2 separate regions of the Mus musculus genome follow, and region 2 is linked to region 1. The links are chromatin loops, found by intact Hi-C in ENCODE. Cell type or tissue: left cerebral cortex. All regions are shown on one strand.

What was found. Peaks named below come from ENCODE experiments on the same cell type or tissue, not always from the same donor. Only the 100,000 strongest peaks of a DNase experiment are listed, where the experiment ranks them.
Region 2: a loop joins it to region 1, with 2.2 times the contacts of the local background. A loop is called at or near these places in 3 of 42 quality-filtered maps.

What each region holds. Positions count from the first base shown.
Region 1 is chr11:97,618,610-97,626,609 of GRCm38, forward strand. 2410003L11Rik (RIKEN cDNA 2410003L11 gene) reads left to right here. Exons shown (of 4, transcript NR_045496.1): 4 at 3,998-4,284. Among named protein-coding and RNA genes, the nearest start is that of Gm38962, 4.0 kb to the left of the region's middle. In left cerebral cortex, CTCF peaks have their summits at 941 (motif pointing left) and 4,043 (motif pointing left); DNase peaks (open chromatin) are centred at 920 and 4,036; H3K27ac peaks cover 368 bases.
Region 2 is chr11:97,358,111-97,366,110 of GRCm38, forward strand. Socs7 (suppressor of cytokine signaling 7) reads left to right here and starts at 4,182. Exons shown (of 10, transcript NM_138657.4): 1 at 4,182-5,313. The coding sequence starts at 4,325. In left cerebral cortex, no CTCF peak of the experiment used is centred here; DNase peaks (open chromatin) are centred at 4,077, 4,581, 4,914, 5,378 and 1 more place; H3K4me3 peaks cover 4,568 bases; H3K27ac peaks cover 2,981 bases.

The DNA of each region.
Region 1 (8,000 bases):
GTCATCTCACTAGGCCCCTCCCGAGCCCTCTTCCACACCTTCTGAGAGATAATGTCTCACGTGAATCTCTGGCTGGCTAGAACTTAGAACCAGAGCAGGCTGATCTCCAAACGAGGACCATCTCCTGCCTCCCAGATGCTGGGATTCCAGGTGTGTGGGTATGTGCGCCACACACCTGGCTACTGGAACACATTTTTGTTAATTAGCTGAATTAGTCATATAGTCGTATTATGCTAAACTGCATTAATTTAGTTAGGCCAAGTGGTATTAGTTAATTAAATTCCTGTAACATGGAAGACAGCGGCTGGGGAGACCTTTTCCTAAGTGCTCCTCGCTCTATCTCCCAATGTTCGAACTTAAATCTCTATTAAAACTATATTTTAGGCAGGTGTGGGTGCTCTCATAGGATCAGAAATCCAAAGCCATTTTTTGGCTACATATAGAGCTCAAGGCCAGCCAGGCTATAGGAGACCTTGCCTTAGAACAAATAAAACAAGAACTGTGGGTCATAAAACCAGTAGGTGTAGTGGTTAAAGCCCAGAGTCTCAAAATGTGAAGGCTCACAGCCCGATAATCACTGCAAATTCAAGGCTAGTCTGAGCTTTAAATAAAGTTCTAGCCAACCCAAGGCTGTATATAGGGAGACACTATTTAAAATAAAGAAATAACTATTTAAAATAAACAAATAAAATAAAGTAAAATAAAATGGGTCCTTAAAGAATGTGAAGTTTCTACCCTGCAGTTCCAAGAAAACAAAAGCTGGTTGGACTCTGTTGTCAGGGCTACTCAAAGACTCCAGCTTTTTTGTGTGTGTGCCACTGTACTGCCCTCTAGGGCACCCTCCTGGTCTCCTGACCAACCTTGGGTGGCTGCCATCCTGGGGTATGCCAGGCAGAAATTGAAAGGGCATAACCAGGCTGGGAAGGCACACAATACTGCCCCCTGCAGCCCACTGATGCGATTCTAGTCACGTAGCCACATTCGACTGCACAGAGGTTTAGGAAGCCCCAGTCAGGCCCGAAGAATCATCTGTTGGCAAATTAGCAGTGGCCTCAAAGCACCCCTGCATCACTCCATACTGATGGCCACTGACGTCATCAGCCTCTGCTTCACTCCACACTGATGGCCACTGATGTCATCAGGGTTCTTTCTGGCCTTAGCCCCTCCTCTCTCTACACACATCCCTGAGCTGTTCTTGCCCAGTCCTACCCTCAAGGTTCCTACCAACCTTCCTTCAGCTACATCGCCCTGGAGTGGCTGACTTACCTGGACACCTGGGCCAGACTTCAGTTTCTAGGAGGACTCCGTCAACTCTCAACCTGACTCACATGCCAACACAGGAGCCAAAATGATGGGGTAACAGACTGGAAGTAGGGCCCAGTGGGTAATGTGTGTGCCGCGATCTGGACTAGTTAAAGCTAGATGTGTGTTTTCAGTCTTCAGCCCTCTTCCTCTCGCCTTCCCTGCCTCCTGTGTCTGTCACCCCCACTGCCATCCCCACCCCTGGTGCTGAAGATTTAAACCAGGACCCCAACCATGCTCCGAGGGTACTCTCTACAGGAAGCAGACGCTTCAGCTCCTTCTTTTCCCTAAGTGCTTGGGTTTTGTGATAGCTCATAGGAGAAGGTCTCGTTTCCTATCAATCGCTGTGATAAGCACCGTGACCAATAGCAAATTGGGAACTAAAGGGTTTATTTCATCGTCCATGTTTGCCATTTAAGAAAGTCAGGACAGGAAGGGAGGAAGAAACCATGGGGAGATGCTGCTTTATGCAGCCCAGATCCATCTACCTAGGGAATGGTGCTGCCCATAGTGGGCTGGGTCCTCCCATATCATCAATCAAGAAAACATGGGCTGGCGAGATGGCTTAGTGGTTAAGAGCACCCGACTGCTCTTCTGAAGGTCCAGAGTTCAAATCCCAGCAACCACATGGTGGCTCACAACCATCCATAATGAGATCTGACGCCCTCTTCTGGAGTGTCTGAAGATAGCTACAGTGTACTTACATATAATAAATAAATAAATCTTAAAAAAAAAAAAAAAAAAAAAGAAAACTTATAGACAAAGCCACGGGCCAATCTAACCTGGGCAGTTTCTCTACTGAGACTCTTTCTTCCCAGATGACTCTAGGTTATGTCCAATTGGTAAAAACTAACCAGCGCAGGTAACCAACCTACCACTTGTGTCGCAAAATCCACTGATTTTTGGAGGCAATGCTGAGGCTCAGAGAGAGTAAGTCACTGAGCCAGAGTTGACAAGTGTTATCTGTAGAGTGCCCACATCCTGAAGAAGGGATCACATGACCTGCTTCTCCTATGCTAGTACAGGCACACATAGACGCACACAGGCACACACAGGTACACATAGGTACACACAGGCACACACAGGCACACACAGGCATACACAGGCACACATAGGCACACACAGGCACACATAGGTACACATAGGTACACACAGGCACACATAGGTACACACAGGCACACACAGGCACACATAGGCACACACAGGCACACATAGGCACACACAGGCACACATAGGTACACATAGGCACACATAGGCGCACACAGGCACACACAGGCACACACAGGCACACAGAGGCACACATAGGCACACATAGGTACACATAGGCACACACAGGCACACATAGGCACACACAGGCACACATAGGCACACACAGGCACACATAGGTACACATAGGCACACATAGGCGCACACAGGCACACATAGGTACACATAGGCACACATAGGCGCACACAGGCACACATAGGTACACATAGGCACACATAGGCACACACAGGCACACATAGGTACACATAGGCACACACAGGCACACATAGGCACACACAGGCACACATAGGCACACACAGGCACACATAGGCACACACAGGCACACATAGGCACACACAGGCACACATAGGTACACATAGGCACACATAGGCGCACACAGGCACACATAGGTACACATAGGCACACATAGGCGCACACAGGCACACATAGGTACACATAGGCACACATAGGCACACACAGGCACACATAGGTACACATAGGCACACACAGGCACACATAGGCACACACAGGCACACATAGGCACACACAGGCACACATAGGCACACACAGGCACACATAGGCACACACAGGCACACATAGGTACACATAGGCACACATAGGCGCACACAGGCACACATAGGTACACATAGGCACACATAGGCACACACAGGCACACATAGGTACACATAGGCACACATAGGCACACACAGGCACACATAGGTACACATAGGCGCACACAGGCACACATAGGTACACATAGGCACACATAGGCGCACACAGGCACACATAGGTACACATAGGCACACATAGGCACATATTCTGTGTCTCTGTCACAGAGCTGTGACTTCTAAAACCAACTCCACAGAGGTGTTCTCTAACTTCCACATGTGTGAGCGCGATGGCAATGGCAACCATGCACATCCCCCTACAACAGAGAGAGAACACTTAGAATAAGCCAGGTGTGGTGGTACACAACTTTAATAGCAGCTCTTGGAAGACAGAGGTGGGCAGATCTGTGAGTTCCAGACCAATCCGGTCTACATAGTGAGTTCCAGGCCAGCTAGGGAGAGTGAAACTACAACAACAACAACAACAACAACAGGCACTTAGATCAGAACAATGCACAGCTCCCAGCAAATGCTGTCAAAGAACCTACTGTGTGACTGTGTAGCTATCAGGAAAAAAACAGGTCAACTCAGGATGAACGCTCTTCCACATGCTGTGTGACCTCAGGGTAAATCAATTAGCCTCTCAGAGCCACATTTCCTCAGTTGGTGAACAGATACTCTTTAATGTTTAGAAAGCAAAACAACTCATGCATAGCATTTAGCATTAGCCTTAAGTTCTGAGGAACAGAGGCCATGTAGGTCATCACCATTTCTCAGGGCCTCACCTAGGGGCCAGCGCAGCGAGGCACTCAATGAGAACTAATCTCTTCTTCACCCTCTAGCCACAACTAAGATCCGGCAGGTGCTTGCAGACAGTGACATCTTGTGGGAAATCTCAGGAACTGCACCGTGGCAAATCGCTGCTCCTTTTACTGTGGGGTCCTTGGAATACCCAGTCAACATCAAGGAAGCATTCATTCATTCACTGCCTTCTGTGTACAAGGAACTGATCCAAGTCCTGGAATAAAGAAAGCAAGAGAGACTGGATGGCTACACGGGGAGTGAAAAAATTCCCAAGGATTATAACCTTGTCATTACTGCTCAACTTTAAATATATTTTGTGTGTGTGTGTGTGTGTGTGTGTGTGTGTGTACACGTGCATCCGTTCGTGCATTGGCTCTGCCACATGTGCAAGTGCTTTTGCACGCTGGTGTGGGTGTGGAGATCGGAGGAAAACTTGCAGATGTCCTTTCTTCCACCATGGGGGGATTAAACTCAGGTCCTTTGGCTTGGCAGCAAGCCCCTTTGCCCACTGAGCCATCTCACTGGACCAGCCCCAATTCTTTTTTCTTCTTCTTCTTCTTCTTCTTTTTTCTTTTGTTTTGTTTTTCAAGGCAGGGTTTCTCTGTATAGCCCTGGCTGTCCTGGAACTCACTTTGTAGACCAGACTGGCATCGAACTCAGAAATCCCCCTGCCTCTGCCTCCCGAGTGCTGGGATTAAAGGCGTGTGCCACCACTGCCCGACTCCAATTCTTTAACATTCTGTAGGGAGGTTGTCAAGCTGGACAGCGCCTTCTACAGAAGTTTTCAAAGCTCTGGGAGTGATTCTGAGATGACGTCACATGGCAGAGACTCTCAGTTCAGTGCGGGTCAACCCCAGGAAATGAAAGCATTGCTCAGAGTGGTGAGAGGTAACACAGAAGTCCAGAGAGGATAACTCTCTCAGCTGGCGTAGCACAGCATGTCTGTCTGTGGAGAGAGACCTTAAGAAGGGGAATCACATCGTGCTTCTCATTCTGCTACTGATATTGACTGCACTGTGGCATCCTGACCCAGGTCCGCCACGGGGAGCGGGAGGGGCACATGACCCCAAAGCTCTATTTTCCTTTGTGCCTCCAAGGAAATGAAAATTCAAGAGTTGGGGGCCAATGAGGTGGCTCAGTGTGTAAAAACCCTTGTTATGCAAGCCTGTTGGTCTGAGTTTGATCCCTGGGACCAAAGGAACGGAGGCTGGAGCCAAGCAACTCTGCAAGGTTGTCCTCTGACTCCCACATCCGCATTAACCCCCACGTCTCTCTGTCTGTCTATCTAAGTCTATTATCTATCGCTCACTAAATAAATCTAGGTGTGCCATAGATCGCATTCAACTGGAGAATCAAAAATTCCATGGAAACTATGTCACTTTCAAATGGGCTCTGGAGAATGAGTGTAAAGGGAGGAGTGTATAGGGAAGGAAGTATTTTCCAGCTTAATAATCCCATGGTGTGTTAAACGAAGTAAAGTAGTCCAAGCTGGACAGGGGAGTCAAGGTCAAACAACACAGGCCCCAGAAGACGGTTCAAGGAAATTACATTGAATAAAACCAGGGAACCCACTAAATAAAAAGGAAGCCTGACAGAAAGGAGTCAGAGAAAAAAACGGGTGTGCAGAAACTGGCGAGATGGCTGCGGCAACAGTCCAGAGCACAGGCAGTGGGTACAGAACCAGAATTGGTGGGTGCAAGAGCTATAGGGATGAGTAATGGTGGGACACCCCTGTGATCCCAGGGCTTTCGAGATTCAAGCAGGAAGATCCTGCCAGAGGAGGGAAGGAGTAAATGAAGGGAAGAAGAAGGAAGACGCCAGATGGTGATGCACACCCAGCCCTCCACAGGCAGAGGCAGGAGGATCTCTGAGTTTGAGATCAGCCTGGTCTACAGTGGGAGTTCCAAGACAGCCAGAGCTACATAGAGAAACCCTGTCTCTTTAAAAAAAAAAAAAAAAAAAAAGGTGACATGGATCTTGGGAGGTGAGGGAGCACATTTGGAAAGAAACAGTTGGGTGAGGAGAATTCTGATCAAGTTGTCAGGTCTTGTGGAGGTGATGGAGAGAAACAGAAAGCAGGGCTGCAGGGCTAATGTGGGCAGAGACAATAGAAGGAGTTGCCAGTGTCCACCTGGAGATAAGGGACCCAAGCTCAAGAGGGGGATCGAGAGTCCTAATGAATAATTAGCTGATGAAAAGTGCCGCTGTAGGGAGGAGACACCGCCGCCAGAGAAAGTAAGGGGAGACAGATGCGGAACCTAAGGAGTAAACCAGGACAGACAGCGTCAGCAATGGCCACCAGTGTCCAGAGGCCACAGAGAAGCCGGAAAGGGAGTGGTTATAGGACACATGGGTGTGGTTGTCATCCTCTGACTCTCACAGGGGCAGAAGTCAGGCTGCAAACAGGTTAAGAGGCAAGGGGCAGAAGGTGTGGAGGCAGCTGAGAATGCCAGGGGAACAGTGGAGATGTGAACCAAGGAGAGCGGACTGTCTGGGGCGCAGCAGAGGCTCTGGGAAGGGAGGCACAGGAACCCCAGGGGCTCAGTGTAGAAACCATAGGTGACAAAAAGAGAGGACGTAAGAGACCCTGCTAGTGAGATGGAAGTGGGGGTACCACTGAACCCCAGCACTCAGAAGATGCAGGCCTGAAGATTAGAATTTCATGGCCACCTTTAGGAACATCAGCCTGGGCTACATGAAAGCATGTCCAGATAGATAGACATACAGATACACACAAACACACACACACATACACACACCCCTTGGTAAGAAGCCAAGAACTGTGATCTTGTCATCCCTGACAAACTGGAAGGGAACAGGTATGGAGGAAGCCCAGGATCTCTGGGGTCTCTGATGCACTGGGAAAAGGAGAGGTACTCTAACACCCTCAAGGGCAGCCTGAGGAAACTAGAGGCCATTTCCCTGTAAGCGACTGTGGTCCCAGTTGAGGAGGATCTGTATGCGCCCCAATCTCAGCCCATGCTATATCACGTTTCCTCAGTAACTTCCCTTTTCCCGGAACTGCTTTGTAGTGGTCTGAATGGTAGACACCCCCCGCCCAAAGATATTCCTAACCCTCAAAAACCTGTGACTGTGGCCTTTCTTAGAAAATGGGCTCTAGCAGAGCACACTTGTAGTCTCTGCACTTAAAGGCAGAGGCAGGAGGATCCCAGCAAGTTTCAGGGCAGTCTAGTTTACATCACAAATGCCAACCCATCAAGGGCTCAATCCTAAGGTCCAGTCTCAAAACAGTAGGAGTTTGGAATCACAACCAACTAAATAGAGTATGGATGAATTCTAAAGTCTAACACAAAGATCCTTATACCGAGAGGCCTCCAGAACTTGAGGTAGGGACCACCTCGGGCCATTGGAAGCTGGAAAGCACTAAGGGACTCTCCCCTAGAGCCTCAGAGCAGCAGGGTCCACTCCTGTCATTTGGTCCTGGCCTGTTCCAGTGTGAATGGAGGAAAAAAATAAAATAAAATAAAATAAAAAACTCTGTTTCAAAACCATCACCCCGTGCTGATTTGCTGTGGTAGATCTAAAACCAAATTCTGCCCCCTACTAGGTAACATGGCTAGAAGTTTCTAGAGCTTTGAAGTTTCTCAGAGCTTGGAGCTCTGAAAGTCTTGAAATTAATTAAACCTTGCCCAGAGGGTAGTTCTAGGTCTGACCAAAAGGTGTTAGGTGGAGGCTAAACCCTTCCAGTGGGGAGAGAGGAGCCGAGCGACCCCATTCCTTCCAGTTGCTCAGAGAAGGCACTCTGCCCAGAGCTGAATCTTTCTACCCGGCAGCTCCAGACAGGCTAAAAGACACAAATCCCATCCAAAAGACACCACTCTACCAAAGCAGGGAAATTACCATGAGCGTGGCGTCTGCCTTTCTCAACTTCTCCCTTGTAATTGATTTTTTTTCCGGGGTTTTCTCCCCACTCCCCAAAATCTCCCGTTTCCCTCCTGCGGGGGTGGGGGCTGGGGGTGACGCAAGGGCTAGGGTGGGAGGGAGATGACGGATACCTTTGCCCCATCGGAATGGATAGCA
Region 2 (8,000 bases), 260 kb before region 1:
AGCCGATCAACCATAGCTGCATGTCAGTTTGTTTCTTCATTTACAAGAGTGGCTGCTAATTCTGTCGTGCAGAATTTGAGGTGGATTTGAATCGTGGATCGTTCATGAGGCTTAAGGTTGTCTGACAATTCTGTATTTCTATATCAAGGGCCTACTTCATGTCAGTCATTGACATTACGTTCTGACATTAGAGAGGCCGTGAGGGACAGAGAACAAACATTGCCTTCTGGAACTTATATTTTACTAGAGGAGGCAGACTTTTTTTTTAAGATTTATTTATTTATTTTATGTATATGAGTACACTGTAGATGGTTGTGAGCCCTCACCTGATTGCTGGGAATAAAACTCCACTCACTGTAGCTGTCTTTAGAGGGTGTCAGATCCTATTACAGATGGTGTGAGCCACCATGTGGTTGCTGGGATTTGAACTCAGTACCTTCAGAAGAGCAGTTAGTGCTCTTACCTGCTGAGCCATCTTGCCAGCCCCAGATTTTTTTTTTAAAAAGATGTGTTTTTTTGTTCGTTTGTTTGTTTATTTAAAGACTTATTTATTATATGTAAGTACACTGTAGCTGTCTTCAGACACTCCAGAAGAAGGAGTCAGATCTCATTACAGGTGGTTGTGAGCCACGATGTGGTTGCTGGGATTTGAACTCAGTACCTTCAGAAGAGCAGTTAGTGCTCTTACCTGCTGAGCCATCTTGCCAGCCCCAGATTTAAAAAAAAAAAAGATGTGTTTGTTTGTTCGTTTGTTTGTTTATTTAAAGACTTATTTATTATATGTAAGTACACTGTAGCTGTCTTCAGACACTCCAGAAGAAGGAGTCAGATCTCATTACAGGTGGTTGTGAGCCACCATGTGGTTGCTGGGATTTGAACTCAGGACCTTTGGAAGAGCAGTGGGTGCTCTTACCCACAGAGCCATCTCTCCAGCCCCTAAAGATTTATATTTTATTGTTATTATCTTTGGTTTGTTTGAGACATGGTCTCACTATGTAGCTCAGGCTGTCCTGGAACTCATTATGTAGACCAGGCTGGCTTAGAACATACAGAAATCCACCTGTCTCTGCTTCTTGAGTTCTGGGATTAAAGGTGTGCACTACCATACCCTATTTTTTGTTGTTGTTGTTTGTTTTTATTTTTATCTTTTTTATGCTTTTGATGGCTGTCATATTTGCTTGTCTATTTACCATGTGTGAGTCTGGTGCCCAAGGAGTCCAGAAGGGGGCATCTGATCCCATGGAGCTGGAATTAGACCTTTGTGAGCCACAGTGTAGGTGGTGGCAACTGAACTGGGATCCACAAGAAGAGTAAGCAGTGCTCTTTTTTTTTTTTTTTAAAGATTTATTATTATATCTAAGTACACTGTAGCTGTCTTCAGACACACCAGAAGAGGGCATCAGATCTCATTACAGATGGTTGTGAGCCACCATGTGGCTGCTGGGATTTGAACTCAGTCAGTGCTCTTAACCTCTGAGCCATCTCTCCAAACTGTAAGCAGTGCTCTTAAGTGAGCCATCTCTCTAGCTCCATGACTTATTTCATTTTTAGTCACCTGTGTATGGGCACGCCCACGTGAAAGCTAGAGGGATGCAGTCACCTGGGACTGGGAGCTGTGAGCTTCCCCTGTGTGGGAGCTGGGGATTGAATTTGGGTCTTCTGGTAGAGTGGTCAGTGATAACCACTGAGCCATCTCTCTAGTCTGGACAGAGTGTTAATCAAATCACACATGTGCAATTAAGCGTAACAGAGACTGGGTCTTGAAGTTGAGAGAGAACGTACATCTCCCCGGTCTGGTGAGGAGAGAGTTCAGTCTGAAGGCTGGCCAGTTCACTGAGCACAAACCCGAGAGAAAACTTATCTGAGAATGGAGCTTAGTTAGGTGGGAGATGCTGGCCACTGGTCAAGCTGCAGCTTTGCTTTGGAGATATAAACACTGGATTTGTGTCCTGACACTGCAGGAGAAAAAAGGGGTAGCAGTGGCAAATAACAGAAGAATGCCCATGAATGTTGAAAATAGCGGTGTAACTGGGCTGGTGAGATGGCTCAGCGGGTAAGAGCACTGACTGCTCTTCCAAAGGTCCTGAGTTCAAATCCCAGCGGCCACATGGTGGCTCACAACCACCCTTAATATGAGATCTGACGTCTTCTTCTGGTGTGTCTGAAGTCAGCTACAGTGTACTTATGTATAATAATAAATAAGTCTTAAAAAGAACGGTGTTAGCAGAACTGAACAGACAAGATACAGCTTGGTGGGCAATGTGTAAGAGTAAGACGTAGGCAGGGCAAAACCATTAGGACCCTATATGTCACATAGAGGGTTTTCTCTCTATCCTAAGAATGCAGAAAGCATGAACAACTACAATCACAGGCTGTGGGGCTGGAGGGATGGCTCAGTGGTTAAGAGTACTGGCTGTTCTTCCAGAGGTCCTGAGTTCAATTCCCAGGACTCCACGTGGCAGCTCACAACTATCTGTAATGGGTCTGATGCTGTCTTTTGGTGTGCAGAGAAATATATGTAAATACATCTTTACAATCACAGGCTGTGAGCAAATTTCTATTTCAGAATGACCCCACTGGGCTGGGAAGATGGCTCTGTAATGTGCCTGTTCCTCATTGATTCTGGAGTTCATCAATTTGGCTAGATTGACTGGTGAGGGAGCTCCCGGGATCCACCCCACATCAAGTGCGAAGATCACAGACACATGCTGCTCTGCCTGGCTTTTATACTGTGCTGGGGATCCAAACTTAAGTCCTGATACTTGTGAGAGTCCCTGTCTGAAAAACAAAAGGGGTATAGGGAGCTGGGTGGTGATGGCACATTCCTTCATTCCCAGCACAGACATGATTCTGAATTCAAGGCCAGCCTGGTCTACAGAATGAGTTCCAGGACAGCCAGGGCCACACAGAGAAACCCTGTCTAGAAAGAAAGAAAGAAAGAAAGGAAGGAAGGAAGGAAGGAAGGAAGGAAGAAAGAAAGAAAGAAAGAAAGAAAGAAAGAAAGAAAGAAAGAGAGATGGAGGGGCCTAGAGAGCTAGCTCAGCAGATAACGGCTTGTTCTGCTCTTGCAGAGGGTCAGAACTCAGCTCTCAACACCCATGTCCAGGGACTTGGGGCAGCTAATAATTAGGTCTAGGGGATCTGATGCCCTTTCTCGGATTCTGCACACACATGTGCATACACATACATTTTTTTTAAGTGATGGAGATTATGACAGCGATTCTGATTTACATCTCCTGTACATCTATCTGTAGGTGTTACATTAGCAATGGCACAAAAACGTTGAAGGAACTCTTCCCCGTCACTGAAACCAATTCCGACTCAGCAAAGTTGCCCCCATGATTGATGATTTGATCAGGTTTTGCTTTTTCACTGTTCTCTTTCATCAACAGAGGAAAATATTAGTAAAAATTCTTGTTACAATTGCAGTCCTTGGTCACTTGTCATCATTTTGGGAAGGGCTGGGAATGAGGTCTGGTGATGGAACTGTTGCTTAGCACGTGCCACGTCTTGGATTCTATCCTCAACATGACATACACTATGACAACAATCAGTGGAAGGATGTATTTGGCCATCAGTCGTACAGAATTGGCTATTGTATATCTTCATTTCTTGGAATTGTGTATATCCATTCTTCATTTCAAATTCATGATGAGATTATGCTAACTATATACACACTCTTGTCTTCTCAAAGATCCAGTTGTTTTGGCACGGAAGAGCACACTGCAGGCTCTACAACCCATTTTCATGTAGTCATTCCACAGTTCATCGGATGCTAGGAAAGAGGATGCAGATGTAATGAAATGACTTGGCCAAGGTCACACACTCCAGGCAGCATGGACAGGACAAGACCCCCAGACAGTGCCAAGGTCCACGACCCTCTCCCAGGTCCAGACCCGGGTCCCGAGGCCTGCACTGCTCTACACAGGACGGTGGACAGGGCCCGGGCGCCCAGGAAGTGAAAAAGCAGGGGTCGGTGCCGGAGACCACGGAGGCCCCAGATGCAGCAGACGGCCAATAGCTACCAGGGCCAAGAGAAACGTCAGGCAGAGTGGAGTCCGACGCTTGCGCACCCTGGGGAAAGGGGGCGGGCCCTGGACAGGAAGTGACGTCTAGGGGCGGTCCTCGGCGGCAGCGCGCGGCCTGGGCTCGCGCTGGGCTCCGCGCGCCCCCCCCCCCCCGCCCCCTCTATGAGGCAGAGGCCGCGGCGGCCGTTAGCGCTGTCGCTCCGGGGGCCGCGGCGGGCGGGGCTCCGGCGGGGCCCGGCCTAGTCCCCACCCAGCCCGGCTCCTAGCCGCCCGCCCTCCCTCCCTTCGCCACCCCGATGCAGGGGGCCGAGCTCCGGGACGGCGAGGCGGCGGCGGCGGCCGCTTCGTACCGGGTCCTGAGCCGCCTCCTCGGCTATGGAGAGGCCGCCCCCGAGCCAGGCCCGCCGCCGCCGCCGCCGCCCCCGGGCCACAGCCATGGCCCGTCGCCGCCACCACCCTTCCTCGCGCGGCCCGGCTCGCGGGGCGCCCGGCCGCCTCAGCTGATGGTGTTCCGCAACGTGGGGCGGCCGCCGGAGGAGGAGGACGCGGAGGCGGCCCGGGAGCCGGGACCCTCGGAACTGCTGTGTCCCCGGCACCGCTGCGCGCTGGATCCCAAGGCCCTCCCGCCGGGCTTGGCGCTCGAGCGGACCTGGGGTCCCGTGGCTGGACTAGAGGCGCAGCTGGCGGCCCTGGGGCTCGGACAGCCGGCGGGGCCGGGGATCAAGACTGCCGGCGGAGGCTGCTGTCCGTGCCCGTGTCCCCCGCAGCCGCCGCCGCCGCAACCCCCGCCGCCTGCTGCCGCCCCGCAGGCCGGGGAGGACCCGACGGAGACGAGCGACGCGCTGCTGGTCCTGGAGGGCTTGGAATCGGAGGCCGAGAGCCTGGAGACTAACAGCTGCTCGGAAGAGGAGCTCAGCAGCCCCGGCCGTGGAGGAGGAGGAGTGGGTGGCCGGCTGCTTCTGCAGCCTCCGGGTCCCGAACTACCCCCGGTGCCCTTTCCGCTGCAGGACTTGGTCCCTCCAGGGCGCTTGAGCCGAGGGGAGCAGCAGCAGCAGCAACCTCCCCCACCGCCGCCGCCTCCCGGGCCCCTCCGGCCTCTCGCAGGCCCTTCTCGGAAGGGCTCCTTCAAAATCCGCCTCAGTCGCCTGTTTCGCACGAAGAGCTGTAACGGCGGCTCGGGCGGCGGGGATGGGACCGGCAAGAGGCCTTCGGGAGATCTGGCAGCTTCAGCTGCGAGCCTGACCGACATGGGAGGCTCAGCGGTCCGGGAGCTGGATACGGGGAGGTGAGATTGGCTTGGGGGTTGGGGGTGGGCAAGCGACAAAGTTCCATTTCTTGTTTCGTTTCCCTCGTTTTCCCCTACTGCCAACACGATACTGTTAGAGCTGAGCTGTGGACTTCAGGAGGAGGCAGACACTTGGGATTAAAGGTGGTGACATCTCGCATTAGGTCAGAGCTAATTGTGGAAACAGCTTTCAACTCTCGGAGAGTTCACACTCTGTGACACTTCTCAGTGGGTTAGCGTCTCTTGCTGGGGATGATCTGAAGCCCGGCCTCACCTTCCATCCCTGTTCCGGCCCCACTTTTTAAGCACCCCTCCCATGTCTGTTATTACTACCATTGCTGAAGGTTGCTGGAAATGTGTGGCCTTGGGGCCGAAAAGCTGGTGTCAATCACCTGCCTGTTATTATCTTGATCGTCTTGCTTGTTCTCTCAGTGCACCAGCCTTCACTCTCTTCGCAAGTACAAGCATGCAAATAGCCCGAGGAGTCTGGCCAGCAATTAGCTGGGCAGCTCCCTTAATATTCTGGTTGTTCCTGGATATTTGCTGTCTAAAGCCTGTGTGCTGACCACTTTCTGAATGGCGTTGTGCTGACTCTCTCACTTTCACACGGAGGTGAGAGGTCTAGGTGAGGTATACACAGTGACTTCTAGTCCAATTAATGGCAATTCCAAACTTAAATGGTGAGTTGTTCCCCTGAATTTCTAAGAAGTGGCTAGACTTTTACTGTCGGGACATAGTTCTGTAGTGTCAGTTTGGAAAGCTGTCAGCTTTTGCAGCCATGAATGAGTCTTACCTTGTGGTATAACATTGTGAGTTGTAGTTCTGAATCTGTTTTAAACTTGAATTGGTGGCTTTTGTTTTGTTTTGTTAGACAAGGTTTTTATTATGTTGATCAGGCTTGCTTTTAATTCACTGTGTAGCAGACTGGTCTGGATCTCTTGCTCTTTCTTCCTACCTCCTCCCAAGGACCAGGCCTGCTGCCACTGTGCCTGATTGGAATTGGTCTTGGTATGGTTTCTGTGATGTAGTCTTGAAACATACAGACAGTGACAGACCAAGGGCAAAGAGCAGATAAATTGATAACTTTGTTGAGCACTAGAATCTTGGAGGGTAGGGGGATGTTGAAAGATAAGTATATCTGGGCCCAATTTAAATTTTTTTTTTAAAGCTTCCTAGTTTATCCTTGTTCACAAACCACCCATTCTTGGACATGGATTTTCAAGGGAACTTTAATTCTCCAAGATAAAAGGTGTGGACTTATTTTGGCTTTGTTGCCATTTCTGAACATCTGTGTCATGGGCCAAACCCAGATCCTTGCCCTGATTGTTGTTCCCTGTGTCTACTCCTTTAGGTAGGGCCTGTTTTTATTACTATTATTGTGTGTGTGTGTGTGTGTGTGTGTGTGTGTGTGAGAGAGAGAGAGAGAGAGAGAGAGAGAGAATGAATGAATTACTGCTGAGAGCTTAGGTCTTGAAAAGTGTGTGGTTTCTGAAACAATCCCCATCCCCCACAGTGGTAGGTTCTGTATTTGATGCTCCACTTGCCAATGTGGATGAAATTTGCACTAGCTGAGGGTGAGGGCACGGTTGGAGCTGTGGATAATGGCATAGGATGGATTGATAATTTTCTGTGGTTTGTCTTGCCTTTGTTCCACATTGACCAGGACTTGCTCTAAGATTCCCAAGACGACAAGTATGAGGTGTGGCGTGAAATTAGCTGCTGCGTCTAATAGATTAGGAAGTGAAAAAGGCATATACCATTGTATGGTGTTTTGCCTTGGAAGCAGAATTTAATGGCCATTGGCTGCTCTGTCACCAGCCCTTACACTAAGCACAATACAGATTTCTGCTGCAGAGCAAATCAGGCTGCGCCTCTGCAAAGACGCGTTGTTGAGGGCAGTGAAGAAATAGAGTTCTTGGTCCAAGAGCTTTTTCGGGTGGATTGAGAAGAGCTAGGTATCTGTGTGTAAACATTTTGGTTGACTGCTGTTTGGAGGCAGCATGCTGTATAGAGAATTAGGAAAGTCTGGATTCTTTCTTTTGGAAGTTGAGCATTAGCTGTGGTATGGAGGGCAGACTTGTCATCTTTGTCCTCCCCTTTTATTTGTGAAGTGGGATAGCTGTGAATTGTCCTGTTCATGTCCTTACAGGAGTAGAGGGAAGATGTGAAAACTGTATGGAATATTTTATGCTTTTTGGAGGAGAAGTTCTAAGATTGAATTGGGTCTTTTTTCTGTGCTGAGCTTTGGTGCTGCTTGCTGTCTTCTCCACACTTACTCTGTGCCAGTCTTTCTGGCAGCCTCTAGGCTGTGAGAACCGTGGTAAGTCTGGCCAGGGTAGTTGTGATTTCTGTAGATCTGTGTCTCCTAAGCAAGTCCTCTCATGTTGGGAAGAGCAGTGGCTTGGAGTTTGCACTTGGTCTCTGGCTTTAAATGGTGGCACCTGAAGCTCTGAGGAGATTCAGCCCTTTGCCAGTTAAGAGGCTTCTGTGTCTGAGCTGCTTGAAGGTAATTATGGGCTCTGCTGTCTTTGCTATGTAATTTGGGGGCATTTACGGTAGCCTCTAGGCATAGTTCTCTCTGCTCTGCTCAGCATCTACCTTTCCCATCTACGTGGTTCCCACAGCTATCGATTTCGATGGGATGTTCCTAACAGTCATTTTTATAAGGCTTAGCAGTGGGCCAGGCA